Regions from separate parts of the Homo sapiens genome. Here region 1 is linked to region 2. A link is an interaction called in ENCODE POLR2A ChIA-PET data of the cell type or tissue named here. Cell type or tissue: B cell. All regions are shown on one strand. Links, peaks and the distances in the headings refer to the core of each region. The heading gives the core; the rest is flanking DNA.

Region 1 (9,258 bases), core at 3,011-5,510, 180 kb after region 2:
CCTTAATCTCACTTGCAACGTGTGGGGAGACCCGCCTCCGGAGGTGTCGTGGTTGAAGAACGAGAAGGCCCTGGCCTCAGACGACCACTGCAACCTCAAGTTCGAGGCTGGGAGGACCGCGTACTTCACCATCAACGGCGTGAGCACCGCTGACTCGGGCAAATACGGGCTGGTTGTGAAGAACAAGTATGGCTCGGAGACCAGCGACTTCACCGTCAGCGTGTTCATCCCAGAGGAGGAGGCGAGGATGGCCGCCTTGGAGTCCCTGAAAGGTGGCAAGAAGGCCAAGTGACCGGAGGTGCGAGGAGAGCCAGCCGGCCTGTGTGACTTGGGTGTGAATGGTTTGGGTTAAGGATGAGACGTCTTCATGCTTTCTCCTCCCTATTATTTTCTGGCTTGAGGGGAAAATAATGTCAGGTCTTTCACTCATATAAAAAAGCACCAACTAATGACACTTTAATTGTTTTTCTTTATCTACAAAATTATGTGTTAAGAAAATACCATTCATAGCATGAAGATTAGGAAACAGTTTTAAGGAGAAGACTTGAATGAAGTTGGAGGGACATTGAATGATGGTCAGAGGGCAGACGAATGTGTCGTGGGGCGAATTGGGATTTGCTGCAGCTGTGAAGCCATGGCCGTGTCTCGTGTGTTGTTACAGAGGTGATGTGCTTTTCGACGGGCGCCTCGTGGCTTGGAACCTCCTCTGTATGAATAAACAGTTTTCACGTCTGTCCTCTTCCCCGACACTGTTTCTCAAATTCCTGCTGTTTTGCTGCTAGGTTGGGTGGCTTCTTGGTGCTTCTTTCTCAACGCGTCTTGTGCCACATCTTCTGATTTAAATTCCTTTTGGTGAAAGCAGTACCTTGCAACATGATCAGATAAGTCGTTTGAGCTCAACGAGGTTCAGGGGTGTGAAATTACACGGCCACTGCACATCTGGTGGCTTACCACACAATCAAGCCAATTCCATTAATAAGATACACAAGGCAATTGAATGTAATGTGACAATTACATGTGATAAGATGGTGTGAGGCGCCTCCTGCCAGAACTGGAGACTAAGGGCCCACAGCTAAGAATAAAAGGTACATAAGAAGCCTCATTCTGAGCTCAGAGAACTGCCAGCTGTGGAAATTGCCACTCCCTGAGGGGTTTGCTGAGGGTCAGCATCCCAGCAGCAGCTGTTGTAGAAAGTTTTGTCCTCCCCAACCCCAGCACCACACACACACACACACACACACACACACACACACACACACATAACACACACCATTCTAGGAAAATCGTCATGGTGTTTTTTTCTGTTGGGTGCAGTATCTCACACCTGTAATCCCAGCACTTTGGAAGGCTGAGGCGGGAGGATTGCTTGAGTCTAGGAGTTCAAGACCAGCCTGGGCAACACAGCGAGACCCCTCTCTACAACAAATTTTAAAAATCAGCTGGGTGTGGTGGTGCCCACCTATAGTCACAGCTACTTGGGAAGCTGAGGTGGGAGGATCATTTGAGCCTGGGAGGTCAAGCCTGCAATGAGCCATGATGGCGCCACTGCACTCCAGCCTGGGCAACAGAACAAGACCATCTCATAAAAACAATTTTTTCCCCTTCTTTCTCCTGCCAAAGGTAGCGGATGAGACAAGAAATTTCCTTATACAGTTGGCAGGGGCTCCTACACACCCTCTCCTTTACAAGTTTAAGGCTGGAAATTGCTTCTCATCTGACTGTGGCCAATCCACTTGTCCAAACAAGTGCTGGATGCTGCTGCTATGACACTGAACACCAGGCAGGAGCCAGATGCTGTGTTCTCACTCCCAGATATGGCAAGGAGATGAGCTTCCCAAGGGTCAAGCGGACCCCATGGAAGGTGGCTGGCCATGAGCAGTCTGCGGTTCTGCCTGCCTCAGTAAGAGGGCTACATCTGAACAAGCTGACCCGGAAGGAAACTGCCAGTGGGTGGACACCTGCTGGGGAGCTAAAGATGGGAGGGTGGCGGGGTGGGGGTGGGGGTGGGAAAGGTTCAAGCGGCGGCAGACCTCCCATGCCAAGGGCCAAGGGCTGTGCAAGCGAGAGGCCCCTAAGACTCTCCGAAAAGCCCCCACCACACCCCTCAAAAAGCCAGCAACAGAGCTCCCAGTGTCAGAGAGGTGAGGTTTCTGCAAGCAGCACCTCCCACCCCTTCCCTAATTTCCACCTGCTGGATCCCAGACTGGGGAGAAAGCAAGACGGGTGTTGAATCAGGTGGAAACAAAATTTTAAAACAGTGTATTCCAAATTCTGAAATTGTGCAAAAATGTATGAAATCAAAGTGTGCCCTAAGACCCCTGCGCCCAGCAGAGGGGTTTGCTGGGACACAGCAGCAGTGAGTTGGGGAGATGGCTTTTGTGTTCGGAGCTCCATACGCTGAGATTGCTCAACAAAACAGCTATAAGAATTATTTCAGCCATTATTATGACCAAACTAAACCAGTGACCTCAAGATTTAATAGCTTAGGTAAAAAGCTGCTATTTCTACAGGGGAAAATAGAACTGAAACTATAGATCCATCACTTTAATGGTGCCGAAGATACTTTGTAACACATAAAAATTTATGAATCTGTGACCTGGTAAATGTGAAGTAGTGGTACTTAAAGGATCAACTTGGAACACAGAAAAGACCATTCAGAGTTTACTTCAGTTTTATAAAATTAATATATAGGCTGGGGTGCAGTGGCTCACGCCTGTAATCCCAGCACTTCGGGAGGCCGAGGCGGGCGGATCACCTGAGGTCGGGAGTTTGAGACCAGCCTGGCCAGCATGGAGAAACTCCATCTCTACTAAAAATACAAAACTAGCCGGGCGTGGTGGCACATGCCTGTAATCCCAGCTACTCAGGAGGCTGAGGCAGGAGAATTGCTTGAACCCAGGAGGCGGAGGTTGTGGCGAGCCGAGATCTCACCATTGCACTCCAGCCTGGGCAACAAGAGCGAAACTCCATCACAAAAAAATTAAAAAAATAAAAAAATTAATATATATATATATATATAATAGTCAAGTGACACATTTTAAAACCTAGATCTTCCTAAATTCTTGAAGTTCAACTTTAAAACATTATTTTTCCATTTAAAAATCTGACTATTGAAGAACATTAAGTTTAAGGCTGCTTTTTATAGCATAACTTAATTCCCTTTAATTTGTTAAGCTTTATTTATAAATTAATATATTTTCTCTCCACTTTAAGGACTACTATTGTCTGACTTAAACAAAACTGTCTCAAGAACTTAAATAACTTTATCTACTAAACTAAGTATATAAATACAGAAAATTTGGAGTTTTCATAAATATTCTCATATTGTATATAAACCTAGTAAGATGAACATAAAATCACAGTCAATTAAACATTTTACATTGGAATCACAAAGCTGGAGGCTGGGTGCAGTGGCTTACACCTGTAATCCCAGCACTTTGGGAAGCCCAGGCAGGAGGATCACTCGAGCCCAGGAGTTTGAGACTAGCCTGGAGAACATGGTGAAAGCCCATCTCTACAAAAAATCCAAAATTAGCTGGGGGTGGTGGCACGAGCCTGTAGTTCCAGCTACTCGGGAGGCTGAAGCAGGAGGATCGCTTGAGCCTGGGAGGTCAAGGCTGCAGTGAGCTGTGATTGCACCACTGCACTCCAGCCTGGAAGACAGAGTGATACTCTGTCAAAAAAAAAAAAAAAAAATTGGACTTAGTCACTAGGCTAAGACATTTCAAGTACATGAAAATCAAATATGCACAGCCTACATAATGCAGAAATACTAATTTTTGCCTAGATATAGCCTCTAAGATCTGGGACTGGAGTTTTAATACACATGCCAGAATGAGAGATGTAGACCTGGATTGTTCAAGGTAGTGAGTTGGTACCCAAGATGCCTGCACAAATCTGAGATGCACAAAGAGTGGCTTAGTCAAAACAAAAATGGGAATAGTAAAAATATCACCAACTGACATAGAGAAGCTATACAGAAGCTTTCCATCTGCCTGGGGGCGGTTCTGGATGGAAGAAAATTTAATGGATTCCTCAAACTAGTACTGCATGTTTGTGGGGTGCAAATTTACAGCACCACATGGTAACAATCTCAAGCCAAGAATTCCCATAAAAATGGTCGAGGTCCGGGGCCTCAGGGAAGCAAATGCAAAACTACGCTAGACGGGATTCTCTGTCTGCCCACAAAGGATTACTGTTATGGAAATTGTCCTCCCACCATGAACAACTAGAAAAACAGGCAAAATATCAAAACATATGGAAAAATAACCGTTTAGGGCATTGGCCAGCAGATGTGCAGGCCCAAGATGCCTGAGAGAAGGGGAAAGTGATGAGACACCTGTGATTGCTCCAGCTTCTTCTTGCCTAGACAGAGTGCTCAGGCTGCAGCCCAGCAGGGGGAGCCTGTCAGTCTCATTGAATTGAGGGGACAGAGACTGAGGTTCAATGAGGCGGGGTCGTCTAAAATGTATGAGAAAGAATAAGAGAGAGAGGAGAGTTGCACGAAGACAGGGTGCTGGAGGCTGCACATGCTCTTTGGCTGAGTACTATTCAGCAAATGCACGGGAGAAAGAAATCTGGAAAGCCTCAGGCCAAGCAATTCTTGGAGCTCACGCGGGCTGGAAACAGAGTCCGTGTCCACCAGCCGGAATGAAAAGACTTTGTAATACGTGGGCCTCGGGTAGAGTCCTCAGAAGTTTCTCCTCCATAGTGGGGCACTACTAAGGTGAGAAATTAATCCTGGATTAAAAACTCCTCTGGCCCCACCCTAACAGAGCTTAAAAGCAAGCCTCAAGAGGATCAAATATCTACAACAAATCGAGTGTCAGAACAAGGTGCAGCGCATTTTAAATGAACACACTGGCACGGTCTCAGGTGTTCATTAGTTCTGTTCTGTGGGCCTGCTTCACATACCCACAGCAAGATGTTTAGATAAAATACTAATACATCAGTTATATGGAGGATTACAAACTGGATACATAGTGACCATCACATCACAGCCTCAAATATTTGCATTTTGACCTCTACCTTGGGCTTTAGAGATAAGATTATGTTTAAAAAACAGTCTTAAGTTATTTAAATTGCTTCTGAAGAATCAACTGATATATGTAAATGAAAATCTCAATCTCTAAAATGCACACCAAAGTTTCCAAAATTACTTAGCTCATACTTACTAACATCTAAGTGCATTTTTTACTTTTTTTAGAACATGCTTTAATTGTAGCCCAGCATCAAGAAGGCATAGTAGACTTGTCACAAAGCTCAGACACACACACTGTGGTTACTCAGACAGTCCATACTCCCTGCTACTCACTTTTGAGGATGAATATTTACATTCCAAATGATACACAACTAAGTTTAATTTAAAACACTTTGGAAACAAAATAGGCACTGTTTGCAATAAATTATGAAGGTAATGCTCGCCTCCCCTGGGGTTGAGTTTCTACAGTTTCCTTCTGTGGTTTCTTTCCTCTCGTTTCTGGTTTTAGAAGGTTAAGGGCATAACCTATCAGGCCGGGACTTCAGCCTGAGGCGTTACTAGTGCCCATGGTATCACACAAAAGCCACCCACTCTGCTTGCTAAGAGCTGGTTCTAAGCCGGGAGAAAAGGTGTTACATTGCTGAGCCAAACTGAAGCCAAGTGTTTCCTTTCAGAGACGAGGGGGACGTGTCCCAGAATCAGAGAGTGTTTTATTACATTGACTCTATTTTGGTTGTTCCAGGGCTCATCTTAGTTATCTAAATGTCCCTACTGAATGCACCCATAGTTGCCCACAGGAAGCCTCTCCAAGGAGACCCCCATGCCAACTGCAGTACATATGTGAATGCTCCCTCCATTTCCTTGTTCTTTACAGCTTAATATTCCCGGCTAGAAAGAGCTAACCAGTTCTCGGAACCCTCTTTGCTCACAGGCTTCTGTCAGTACAGGCACCTCTGGTTCATAAGCTTCCCACGCAGTCCGGAGACATTCTCCAGAATTTCACGAGAAGCGTGTGTCTTCCTTACACACTCAAAACCAGGAGCTGAATTGCAAGGAGGCATTTGGCTTCATGAAAGTGAAGACTGTGCAGAGAAAGAAGAGAAGCAACTCGTTGCGGGGGCAGAATCGAGAAATCTGAAATCCTCCTCTCAGGTGAAAGTTTCAGCAGCACTGAAGTACAGATGAAAAAATAATGAAAATGAAACCAATTCCTTGTTTTCATCTCAAAACAGAAAGAAAAAACAATTACCTCTACGTCATTCTATTAAAAACACGGGGCATTGCCTGGGCACGGTGGCTCACACCTATAATCCCAGCACTTCAGGAGGCCAGGAATTTGAGACCAGCCTGGGCAACACAGAGAGTCCCCGTCTCTACCAAAAACAAAAAATAAAAATAAATTAGCTGAGCATGGTGGCACATGACTGTAGTCCTAGCTACTTGGGAGGCTGAGATGGGTGGATGCTTGAGCCCAGGAGCTCGAGGCTGCAGAGAGCCATGATCGTGCCACCACTCTCCAGGCAGGGCAACAGCAAGACTCTGTCTCCAAAAAAGACAAACCATAAGATACCATTTCTTCCATTCATTCATTCATTCAACAAATATTTACTTGGTGTGGGTCAGGCCCTGTTCCCCCAGGCCCTTCTGACCTGCCATGGTAGAAAGCCCTCTGTCCCTAAAATTCCTGCCTTTTTGCCAGGTTTATGTCCAGCACAAGTGGAAAATCACCAACAGCTTTGACCTCTGAACAGACACTGCCGGAAGTCATGGAAGTGAACTGGGGTGAAGAATTGGTTTTTTCCATCTCACTCAAGTGTGGCAGGACAGTTGCTCTGTAGCACCGGCGGCCAGGAAGTGAGGGGGAAGAGGCAGGAAATGTGTATTGGCTTCTACACATAAACTTCGTATCTATAAAGAATGAGACTATTTTGTTTAAACGTTTTTAGTTGGAATGTTTCTCAATTTTGTATTTCTTGAGGCTCTTAATTTTGTTTCTTATCTGGGCTGCATTATGGTGGTTAACATTTCAAAAAGTGGTTGAGCATTTCTAACGCTGTGTAAAAAAAGATTGTTGCCTTTAAATACAAGGCAGCAAAGAAAAAGAAAAGCTGTAAGTAAAAATATAGGCCAGGCACCGTGGCTCACGCCTATAATCCCAGCACTTTGGGAAGCCGAGGTGGGTGGATCACCTGAGGTCAGGAGTTTGAGACCAGCCTGGCTAACATGGGGAAACTTTATCTCTACTAAAAATACAAAAATCGTCTGGGCGTGGTGGTGCACGCCTGTAATCCCAGCTACTTGGGAGGCTGAGGCAGGAGAATCATCTGAATCCAGGAGGTAGAGGTTGCAGTGAGCTGAGATTGCGCCACTGCACTCCAGCCTGGGCAACAGAGCGAGATTCCTTCTCAAAGAAAACATAAAAATATAAAAACATAATGATAATGAGAAGCCATTTTAGCTAGAGTAATAGAAAAAATTCATTTGCATTTTAAAATATGGTCATGCTAAAATCACTTTAGCTTTTAAATAGACACTTTGATGTCCCTGGTTCTACTAGAACCTGTCAGTGACATTTGAACAACTTTTATGAAGTAGAAGCAGATTGATCTCCTGCATAGCTAAGGTTCAGAGACAATTTGTCTCATTTTCACTCTATTTTGATAATACAAAACTAAAATAATGAGGAAATGTATCACCATAAGGCAGAGGTTATTAAGTGTTCAGACCTTTGTTGATAAATAATTTAAAGCAAAATAAGTCCAAAGACTAGGGGAAGTTAAAAAAAAAAAAACCCACATGTCACTTCAAATGTTTATTATAGTGGTATGCTGTAGAGTTATTGTTGTAAAGTATTGTTACTGTGTTATTTGTGTATTATATAGAGATATATAGAGATACAGTTGTTTATTATTGTTATAGTAATATTATCTTGTTTTATGGTTGTATATTATAGAGCTACAAACATAATAAAAATTAGAAAACTTGAAAGAAATTGTATAAAGGCCTTAATTCAGTGAGACGATTGGAACTGCTCTCATTTCTGTGGTAGCCACAGTAACAGAAATTCAGCGTGTCCTTTGTCAACACAGGAAGTTTGTTACAAAGACATCATTCAAAACAAGAGTCAAATTCTGGGAACTCCCTTTAAAATGAAAAGGGAAAAAAAATCAGAAAGAATTTACTTTTATAGCCTTTAAAGTACTTTTTGTAGAGATTAGGCTAGTCACTGCAAAATAAATAAATAAATAAATTCTAATTCAATTCACTTCTTCTATGGACCGCTTGCATGAGTCCTTGAAAATTACACACCCTTAGAGCATGATATTTTCTTTTGCCGGAGGTATTCATTGGCCTGTATAAAGGTATGCATTAGTTACGTGCCTCCTCTGCCCCACAAGGCAGGCTTTTGAAGCATTAACATTTTTGTTGTTTTTCTCTTTTGTGGGGTGGGGGTGTTGTTGTTGTTGTTTTGAGACAAGGTCTCCCTGTGTCACCCAGGCTGGAGTGCAGTGGCTCACTGCAGCCTTGAACTCCTGGGCTCAATTGATCCTCCCAACTCAGCCTCCCAAGTAGCTGGAACTACAGGTGCAGGCCACCACACCTGTCTAATTTTTGTATTTTTTGTAGAGATAGGGTTTTGCTGTGTTGCCCAGACTAATCTCGAACTCCTGGGCTCAGGTGATTCACCTGCCTTGGCCTTGAAAGTGCTGAGATTACAGGTGTGCCTGGCCTTGAAGCATTTACTCTGGGGAGCTGAAAAAATTCTGCTAAGCACATTATGTCTTAAAATTAGTCAAGTATTGATCATGGATTTGGGGAACTTCTCGATACTTGACTTTAGGTGTAAAATATATGCCAGTTTTGTTGCTATTGTTATCATTCACTTATTCCTTCAACAAATGTTTACTGAGCAATGTCTGTGAGAAAACAAAGATGAATCAGATGGAGATTCGCCCTCAGGATGTTTACTGCTAACTGATGTGTTAGCAGTACCAGAATGTGAACAACCACAGTATAAGCAACGTGTTCATAGGGAAGAGACAGACAGCATGCTATCCTCTGAGTTCAAGGAGAGTGCGATGCTTGCTGTGCAGTGAGGTTAGGGTACAGGGGAAGGTGGATTACAGGAATCAGAAAAGGTTTTGTGGACACAGAAGCATTTACTCTGTGTTTTGATGAGCAGGAGGGTTTTAGCCAGTTTCAAGACTGAAGGGAAGAGTATTTATGTTAAAGAAATCCCTCGGCTGGCTGGGCGCAGTGGCTCACACCTGTTAATC
Region 2 (8,964 bases), core at 3,071-5,570:
ACAGGGTCTTGCTCTATTGCCCAGGCTGGAGTGCTGTGTTCTATCACAGCTCACTGCAGCCTCCATCTCCCAGGCTCAAGCCATCCTCCCTCAATCTTTTGACCAATACTCATAGTAAGAAATTTATTTCACTAAGAAATACTTGACTACCTATAATGTTTTTCAAGGATTTCTATTCTGTTCTTTTCAATTCTGTTATTAGTCTGCTTTAGCTGCCATACAAAATACTACACACTGGGCGGCTTAAACAACAGAAATTTATTTCTTATACTTCTGGAGGCCGGGAAGTCCAAGATCAAAGTGCTGGCCAATTCGATTGAAGGCCCTCATCCTGACTTGCAGATAGTCAGTCGCCTTCTCCCTGTGTTCTCATGTGGCAGAGAGATCTCACTCTCTTCCTCTTTTTTTTTTTTCCTTTTTAAATTTTTTTTTTTGTATTTTTATTTTTTTACTTTTATTTACTTATTTTTTTGAGATGGAGTCTCACTCTGTCGCCCAGGCTGGAGTGCAGTGGCACGATCTCAGCTCACTGCAACCTCTGCCTCCTAGGTTCAGGTGATTCTTGTGCCTCAGCCTCCCAAGTAGCTGGGATTACAGGCATGTGCCACCACGCCTGGCTAATTTTTTTTTTTTTTTTGTATTTTAGTAGAGACGGTTTCACCATGTTGGCCAGGCTGGTTGCCAACTCCTGACCTCAGGTGATCCACCCGCCTCAGCCTCCCAAAGTGCTTGGATTACAGGCATGAGACGCCACACCTGGCCTCTTTTTTTGTACTTTTAGTAGAGACAGAGTTTCACCATGTTGGCCAGGCTGGTCTCAAACTCCTGACATCAAGTGATCTGCCCGTCTGTGCCTCCCAAATGGCTGGGATCTCTTCCTCTTATGAGCCTTCAGTGTTAATGGAATTAGGGCCGACCGTTATGACTTCATTTAACCTTAATTATATTTTAATTATATCTCCAGATACAGTCACACTGGGGGTTAGGCCTTCAACATATGAATTTGGCAGGGAGGGGACACACAATTCAGTCCATAGCAAATTCTATGTCATTTAATTTTTAGAATACCTCTCAAGGCCCACTAAATGTGAGCTTATGATCCACTATTGCAGTGGTTCTCAATAGTGGAGGAGTGGTGGTTGGGTTTTGCCCTGAAGGAACATTTGGCGATGTCTGGAGAGACAGTTTTGCTTTTCACAAACGGGACAGATACTGCATCTAGTGGGGAGAAGCCAGGGACGCTGCGAAACATCCTACTATGCACAGGACGGCCCTCGACAACAGAACGTTATTCAGCCCAAAAAGTCAGTAGTGCTTAGGTTGAGAAAACCCAGCACTAATCATTTGGAAACTCAATATTTATAGCAATCAATTATTTCGGGAGTACTATAATTTCTACAAGGTCACTATCCATTGCTCCTGCCTCAGAGTAAGGTGGTGGTGTTTTTTTTCCCCAAGTGAGATCTAAAGGGAGAAAAAAATGGAATGGACAGTTATTATTATCTGTGCCTATTATGTGCTAGGTATTCTATATAAACATTTCTAATATATAATTCTTACAACAACCCTGTGAGATAGACATTATTACCTCCGTTTCATTGATTGGGACACAAGCTCAAATACTTGAATGATCTGCACAGGTTTCCCAAAAGGTAATGAAAGAACCTGGGTTATAAATCCTGTCTCTGATTGTCCGGGGGTAGAATAGAAAGGAAAACAGTAAATATGTGGATATTTATCCACATATCTCTAACTCCTAATACAATGCCTAATATCCACAGGTGCCGGTAAATACATGGTAACTGGTCAATTGTTCAAGTGCACATAGCTAGTAAGTGGCCCAGCCCGAAGCCCATATTTTATTTTACTGTACTGTGCTTTCTCCTTTGGTCCAAAGTAGGAAAATTTCGTTACCCAAACAACAGCAAGGAAGCATAGCAGAATGGATCCTTGGTATTTACAACCTAAGTCAATGATTTTATATGGATCACTTGCAATTTTTATTGCATGTAAGAAACTATTGAATGTTAAGGGACATGGCTTACATTCTGGTTTTGCCTACATACATGGAATTCTAATTCTTCATACATGAAATATTTATGATGTAACAATTAGCATTAATCCTTTAATTCAGGAAAACAGTAGGAGGAGCTCCTTTCTTTTAAATGAATAAGCGTTTACATAAATCTGTATAATAATTAATTTTAGAGCACCAAAACTACAAATAATATATTACAAAGATATAGAAGATTCTACATATATAAAGAATTGCTTTTTAAAAAACTTTAGTCAGAATTATCATTAAAGTCAGGGATGATAAATGAGATAAAAAATTATGTGAAATTGAATTAAGGGTATTTGGGGATACTTATTACTTCCATACTAGAAAATTTGAAAAAATAAGTTAAATAGATACATGCTTAGAAAAATTAAAATACTAAATGAGATGTAAGAACAGAGAATATGAATAAAGCAAACAAAAAAAGGAATAAGGATTATATAGATAATAAATTATCTGGCAGTATTAGTCTGTTTTCATTCTGCTGATAAAGACATACCCGAGGTCAGGCGCAGAGGCTCATGCCTGTAATCCCAGCACTTTGGGAGGCCAAAGTGACTGGATCGCTTGAGGTCAGGAGTTCGAGACTAGCCTGGCCAACATGGTGAAACCCCATCTCTACTAAAAATACAAAAATTAACTGGGCGTGGTGGTGCGTGCCTGTAATTCCAGCTACTCGGGAGGCTGAGGTTGGAGAATCACTTGAACCTGAGAGACGGAGGTTGCAGTGAGCCGAGATCATGCCGCTGCCCTCAAGCCTGGGCTACAGAGCAAGACTCCATCTCAGAAAAGAAAAAAAGACATACCTGAGACTGGGTAATTTACAAAAGAAAGAGGTTTAATGGACTTACAGTTCCATGTGGCTGGGGAGGCTTCACAATCATTGCGGAAGATGAAAGTCACATCTCACATGGTGGCAGAGAAGAGCTTATGCAGGGAAACTCTCCTTTTTAAAGCCATCAGATCTCATGAGACTTATTAACTATCATGAGAATAGCACAGGAAAGAACTGCCCCCATGATTCAATTACCTCCCACTGGGTCCGTCCCACAACACGTGGGAATTTAAGATGAGATTTGGGTGGGGACACAGAGCCAAGCCGTATCCTTCCACCCTGGCCCCTCCTAAATCTCATGTCCTCACTTTTCAAAACCAATCATGCCTTCCCAGCAGCCCCCCAAAGTGTTATTTCAGCATTAACTCAGAAGTCCACAGTCCAAAATCTCATCTGAGTCAAGGCAAGTCCCTTGCACCTGTGAGCCTGTAAAATTAAAAGCAAGTTAGTTACTTCCTAGATACAAGGGGGGTACAGGCATTGGGTAAATATAGCCATTCCAAATAGGAGAAATTGGCCAAAACAAAGGGACTACAGGCTCCAAGCAAGTCCAAAATCCAGCAGGGCAGTCAAATCTTAAAGCTCCAAAATGATCTCCTTTGACTCCATGTCTCACATCCAGGTCACGCTGATGTAAGAGGTGGGTTCCCACGGTCTTGGGAAGCTCTGCTCCTGTGGCTTTGCAGGGTACAGCCTCCCTCCTGGCTGCTTTCCCAGGCTGACGCTGAGTGTCTGTTGCTTTCCAGGCACACAGTGCAAGTTGTCGGTGTATCCATCACTCTGTGGTCTGGAGGACAGTGGTCCTCTTCTCACAGCTCCACTGAGTGGGGCCCCAGTAGGGAGTCTGTGTTGGGTCTCCCACCCCACATTTCCTTTCTGCACTGCCCTAGCAGAGGTTCTCCATGAGGGCCCCGCCCCTGCAGCAAACTTCTGCTTGGGCATCCAGGTGTTTCCATACAACCTCTGAAATCTAGGTGGAGTTTCCCAAACCCCAATTTTTGACTTCTGTGCACTGCAGGCCCAACACCATGTGGAAGCTGCCAAGGCTTGGGTCTTGCACCCTTTGAGGCCACGGCCCGAGCTGTACCTTGGCCCCTTTCAGCCATGGCTGGAGCAGCTGGGATGCAGGGCACCAAGTCCCTAGGCTGCCTGCAGCATAGGGACCCTGGACCTGGCCCATGAAATCACTTTTTCCTCCTTGGCCTCCAGTCCTGTGATGGGAGGGGCTGCCATGAAGACCTCTGAGATGCCCTGGAAATATTTTCCCCATTGTCTTGGGATTAACATTCACCTCCTCGTTACTTATTCAAATTTCTGCAACCGGCTTAAATTTCTCCTCAGAAAATGGAATTTTCTTTTCTATTGCATTTTCAGGCTGCAAATTTTCCAGACTTTCATGCTCTGCTTCCCTTACAAAACTGAATGCCTTTAACAGCACCAAGTCATCTCCTAAATTCTTTGCTGCTTAGAAATTTCTTCTGCCAGATACCCTAAATCATCTCTCTCAAGTTCGGAGTTCCACAAATCTCTATGGCAGGGGCGAAATGTCACCAGTCTCTTTGCTAAAACATAGCAAGAGTCACCTTTACTCCAGTTCCCAACAAGTTCCTCATCTCCATCTGAGACCACCTCAACCTGGATTTCATTGTCACTATCAGTATCAGCATTTTGGGCAAAGCCATTCAACTAGTCTCTAGGAAGTTCCAAACTTTTCCACATTTTCCTCTCTTCTTCTGAGCCCTCCAAACTGTTCCAGCCTCTGTGTGTTACCTAGTTACAAAGTCACTTCCACATTTTTGGGTATCTTTTCAGCAGCGCCCACTCTACTGGTACCAATTTGCTATATTAATCCATTTTTATGCTACTGATAAAGACATACCTGATACTGGGCAATTTAAAAAAGAATGAGGTTTAGTGGACTTACATTTCCATGTGGCTGAGGAGGCCTCACAATTATGGCAGAAGATGAAAGGCATGTCTACATGGTGGCAGACAAGAGAAGAAAAACTTGTGCAGGGAAACTCTCCTTTTTAAAACCATCAGATCTCGTCAGAGTTATTCACTATCATGAGAACAGCACGGGAAAGACCTGCCCCCATGATTCAGTTACCTCCCACCGGATCCCTCCCACAACATGTGGGAATTCAGGATGAGATTTGGGTGGGGACACAGCCAAACCATATCACTGGCTCTGATAGTTAACTGGAGAAATGCTGTTTTAACTGTTAAAAGACAAAGATTCCTGATATCTAAGCTGTTTTGAAGTATATAGCCTAACATAGTGATACTATAATAGTTCGTTAATGAATAAACGTAGTGATTAAATTACATTTACTAAATTAATCTTATGACACAAATATTATTTTTGAATCCCCGAAATAAAACTAATACCTAAAACAAAAATTATAGTCGATGCTTACTTTAGCCAATCTTTTAGTTTCCTCATCTGTAAAAGGGCATAATAATAGTGCCCACTTTATTCAGTGGTTGTGAGGATAAAGCACAATAATCCATGTAAATTTCTTAGGGAGAAATTTACTACTCTGACTAATAAATATATGAATTCTTTGTCCACTTGAGTGTAGGAAACAAGCTAAGTGGTTGCACTTTAAGTTAATGACCACAGACTTCAAGTGGGCCCTCGATGCCCACAACATTTCTCTAGTCTTTTCATGCTCCGCTCTCTCAATTTCTTTTTTTTTTTTTTTTTTTTTTTTTTTGAGACAAGGTGTTGCTGTGTCACCCAGGCCAGACTGCAGTGGTACCATCATGGCTCACTGCAGCCTTGGCCTCCTAAGGGTCAATCAGTCCTCCCACCTCAGCTTCCTGAGTAGCTAGGACTACAGGTGTACACCACTACACCTGGCTAATTTTTGTATTATTTGTAGAGACAGGATTTCTCCACGTTGCTCAGGCTTGGTCTTGAACTCCTGAGCTCTAGCTCTCTGCCTGCGTTGGCCTCAAAAGTGTTGAGATTACAGGCATGAGGCACCATCCCCTGGCCCATGCTCTTGTCTATTTGATGTCAGTTTTATAACTTTTGTCTCTTCACACCTCTAACACATTCTATTCTATCCTCACTCTCAGTTGACAACCTTGCTGCTAAGTCACTGAGAAGATAATGGCTCTCACGAGCCCCCACCACATTTACCCACCAGCCAACATCTGTCTTCATGCATTGTCCTCCCCCTCCTCTCCTGCTAACTAGAGAGGAACTCTCCTTGCTCCTATAGAAAGCCAGCTCCTCTGTTTTCTTGCTCATGCCACACCAGCAATTCTGCCCTCTCCTGCATCATCAAGTTCTCTCTGTTGGAGTATCCCCATCAACATGAATGCTGTAATGTACCCCGTATGTATAAGCAGACTAAGGACCCCCAAAAGATATCCCTGTCCTAATTCCCAGAACCTGTGATTGTGTTAGGTTACACAGCAGAGGAGAATCAAGGGAGAAGATGGAATGAGGTTAATAATGAGCTGATCTTAAAATACAGAGATTATCCTGTACTATCTGGGTATACCCAGCGTTGCCACAAGAGGTCTTGGAAGAAGAGGGAGGCAGAAGAAGACTGTTAGAGAAAGATGTGACTGTGGAAGAAGGGTCAAAGAGATACAATGTTGCTGGCCTTAAAGATGGAAGAAGGGGTCAGGAGCCAGGGAATGCAGGAAGCCTCTAGAAGCTGAAACAGGCTAGGAAACTGATTCTCCCCTAGAGCCTCAGGAAAGGAACACAGTCTCCCTGACAGCTTAATTTTAGCCTGGTGAGATCCACATTGGACTTCCAACCTACAAGATTGTAAGATGACTAAGTTGTGTTGTTTTAAGCCACTAAATTTGTGGTAATTTGTTACAGCAGCAATAAAAAACTAATGTACCGTATCACAAACAAACAACAAAAACTCGCTTCAGCTGTTGTCCTATTTTCTTGCTCCCTTATAGAAAACCCTTTAAATAAGTCACCAAGTCACCTGTACTCACTGGTTCTCGATGCCCCCACCCCCCCACCAATTTAGTAAAATGTACATAACATGAAATTTCCCATCTTCACCATGTTTATTGTATAGCTCAGTGCAGGGGTCCCCAACACCCCCTGCCTCCCCCCTCCCCCAGGTCGGAGGGAGTGATGCTTTGTCTGTACTTACAACTGCTCCCCATCGCTCACATTACTGCGTGAGCTCTGTCTGCTGTCAGATCGGCAGTGGCTTTAGATTCTCTTAGGAGCATGAGCCCTATTGTGAACTGTGCATTGCGAGGAATCTAGGTCATGTTCTCCTTTTGAGAATCTAATGCCTGATGATCTGTCACTGTCTCCCATCACCCCTGAGATGGGACCGTCCAGTTGTAGGAGAACAAGCCCAGGGCTCCCACTGATTCTACATTATGGTGAGTTGTATATGTATTTCATTATATATTACAATGTAATAATAACAGAAATAAGATGCACTATAAATGTAATGAGTTGAATCATTCTGAAATCATTGCCCCCCGACCGCCACCCCTGCCCCAGTCCCTGGAAATATCGTCTTCCTCGAAACTGATCCCTGGTGCCAAAAAGGTTGGGAACTAAAAGCTTAGTGGATTAAATATATTTGTAGTGTTATGCATCACCACCATCCAGCTCCATAACTCTTTGCATCTTGTAAAACTGAAATTCTATGACCATTAAACAATAACTCCCCATTCCTCCCTTCCCCCAGTAACCACCATTCTACTTTCTGTCTAGAATTCTGGCCACTCTAAGTATTTCATGTAAGTTATGGAATCATAAGAGTATTTGTCTTTTTGTGACTGGCTTATTTCACTTAGCATAATGTTCTTGAGGTTCACCGATGTTGTAACATGTCAGAATGTATTTCCTTTTTTTTTTTTTTTTTTTTTTTTGAGACGGAGTCTTGCACTGTTGCCCAGGCTGGAGTGCAGTGGTGTGATCTCGGCTCACTGCAAGCTCCACCTCCCGGGTTCACGCCATTCTCCTGCCTCAGCCTCCCAAGTAGCTGGGATTCCAGGTGCCCGCCACCACGCCCGGCTAATTTTTGTATTTTTAGTAGAGACTGGGTTTCACCTTGTTAGCCAGGATGGTCTTGATCTCCTGACCTCGTGATCCACCTGCCTCAGCCTCCCACCGTGCTGGGATTACAGGCGTGAGCCACCACACCCGGCCATGTCTTTCCTTTTTAAGGCTGAATGATATTCCACGATATGTATACACCACATTTTCCTTATCTGTTCATTTGTTGATGGACACTTGGGTTGCTTCTACATTTTAGCTATTGTGAGTAGTGCTGCTATGAACATGGGTATACAAACCCAATTCTCTCTTTATTTTAGTTTTTACTTTTTTCTTTCTCAGTGATCCTTTTCTGACCAATTATCTCTTGAATCTGCTATAATAAATCTTTTTTTTCTGACCACTCCATCAAATGTGTGCTCGTCAAGGTCACCAGTGACCTCTACATCCTCATAGCCAATTCACAGTTCTCAAATAGTATTAGAAAAGGTGCTCACTCCCTCACCTTTGAAATACCTTCTTCTCTGGCTTCCAGGATGCCACACTGTCCTGGTTTCTGCCTTCATTTGTGGTTACTCTTCAGTCTCCTTTGCCAATTCCTCCTAATTTCGCTAATCACATGGAGTAGCCTAGGATTCAGTGCTTGGATCTCTTCTCTTTTCTGTCAGCCGTCCTTTTGAGCTGACCTCATCCACTCTCATAGCTTTAAATACCACTTATACACCGATCACCAAGTGTGTATCTCTAGCCAAGACCTGTGACCTTTACTCCAGACTCACATATCTAACCTCTCACTTGACAGCTCCATGAGGATGTCTGTTGGGCATGTAAACCTTCACACTCCACAAATGATCTAATCTTACCTCCAAAACCTGCTCATCCTGTTTGTCTTCTCCATCCTTTAAGTTGCTCAGGCCGAAAACTTTGACTCACCTTTGCCACCTCTTTTTCTTTCCTGCCCCTCACTCAACTTTTCAGTCAATTCTGGTAGGATTTTCTGTCTTCTTTGTTCATAGATGTATCTCCATGGCCTAAAACCATAATTAGCACAAGCCTATTAGCAAA

What was found. ChIA-PET counts read pairs that join two places held together with the same protein. Peaks named below come from ENCODE experiments on the same cell type or tissue, not always from the same donor. Only the 100,000 strongest peaks of a DNase experiment are listed, where the experiment ranks them.
Region 1: POLR2A ChIA-PET joins it to region 2 with 13 read pairs; 15 of 35 experiments call an interaction of 5 or more read pairs at or near these places.

The regions. Positions count from the first base shown.
Region 1 is chr18:3,058,296-3,067,553 of GRCh38, reverse strand. It overlaps MYOM1 (myomesin 1), which reads left to right. Exons shown (of 38, transcript NM_003803.4): 38 at 1-747. The coding sequence ends at 292. Among named protein-coding and RNA genes, the nearest start is that of LPIN2, 50 kb to the right of the region's middle. RefSeq lists enhancers at 6,112-6,241, 6,609-6,903. In B cell, for the core only: a CTCF peak has its summit at 4,411 (motif pointing right); a DNase peak (open chromatin) is centred at 4,403; H3K27ac peaks cover 593 bases.
Region 2 is chr18:3,236,407-3,245,370 of GRCh38, reverse strand. It overlaps a transcript of MYOM1 not described here. Among named protein-coding and RNA genes, the nearest start is that of MYL12A, 6.9 kb to the left of the region's middle. In B cell, for the core only: no CTCF peak of the experiment used is centred there; no DNase peak of the experiment used is centred there.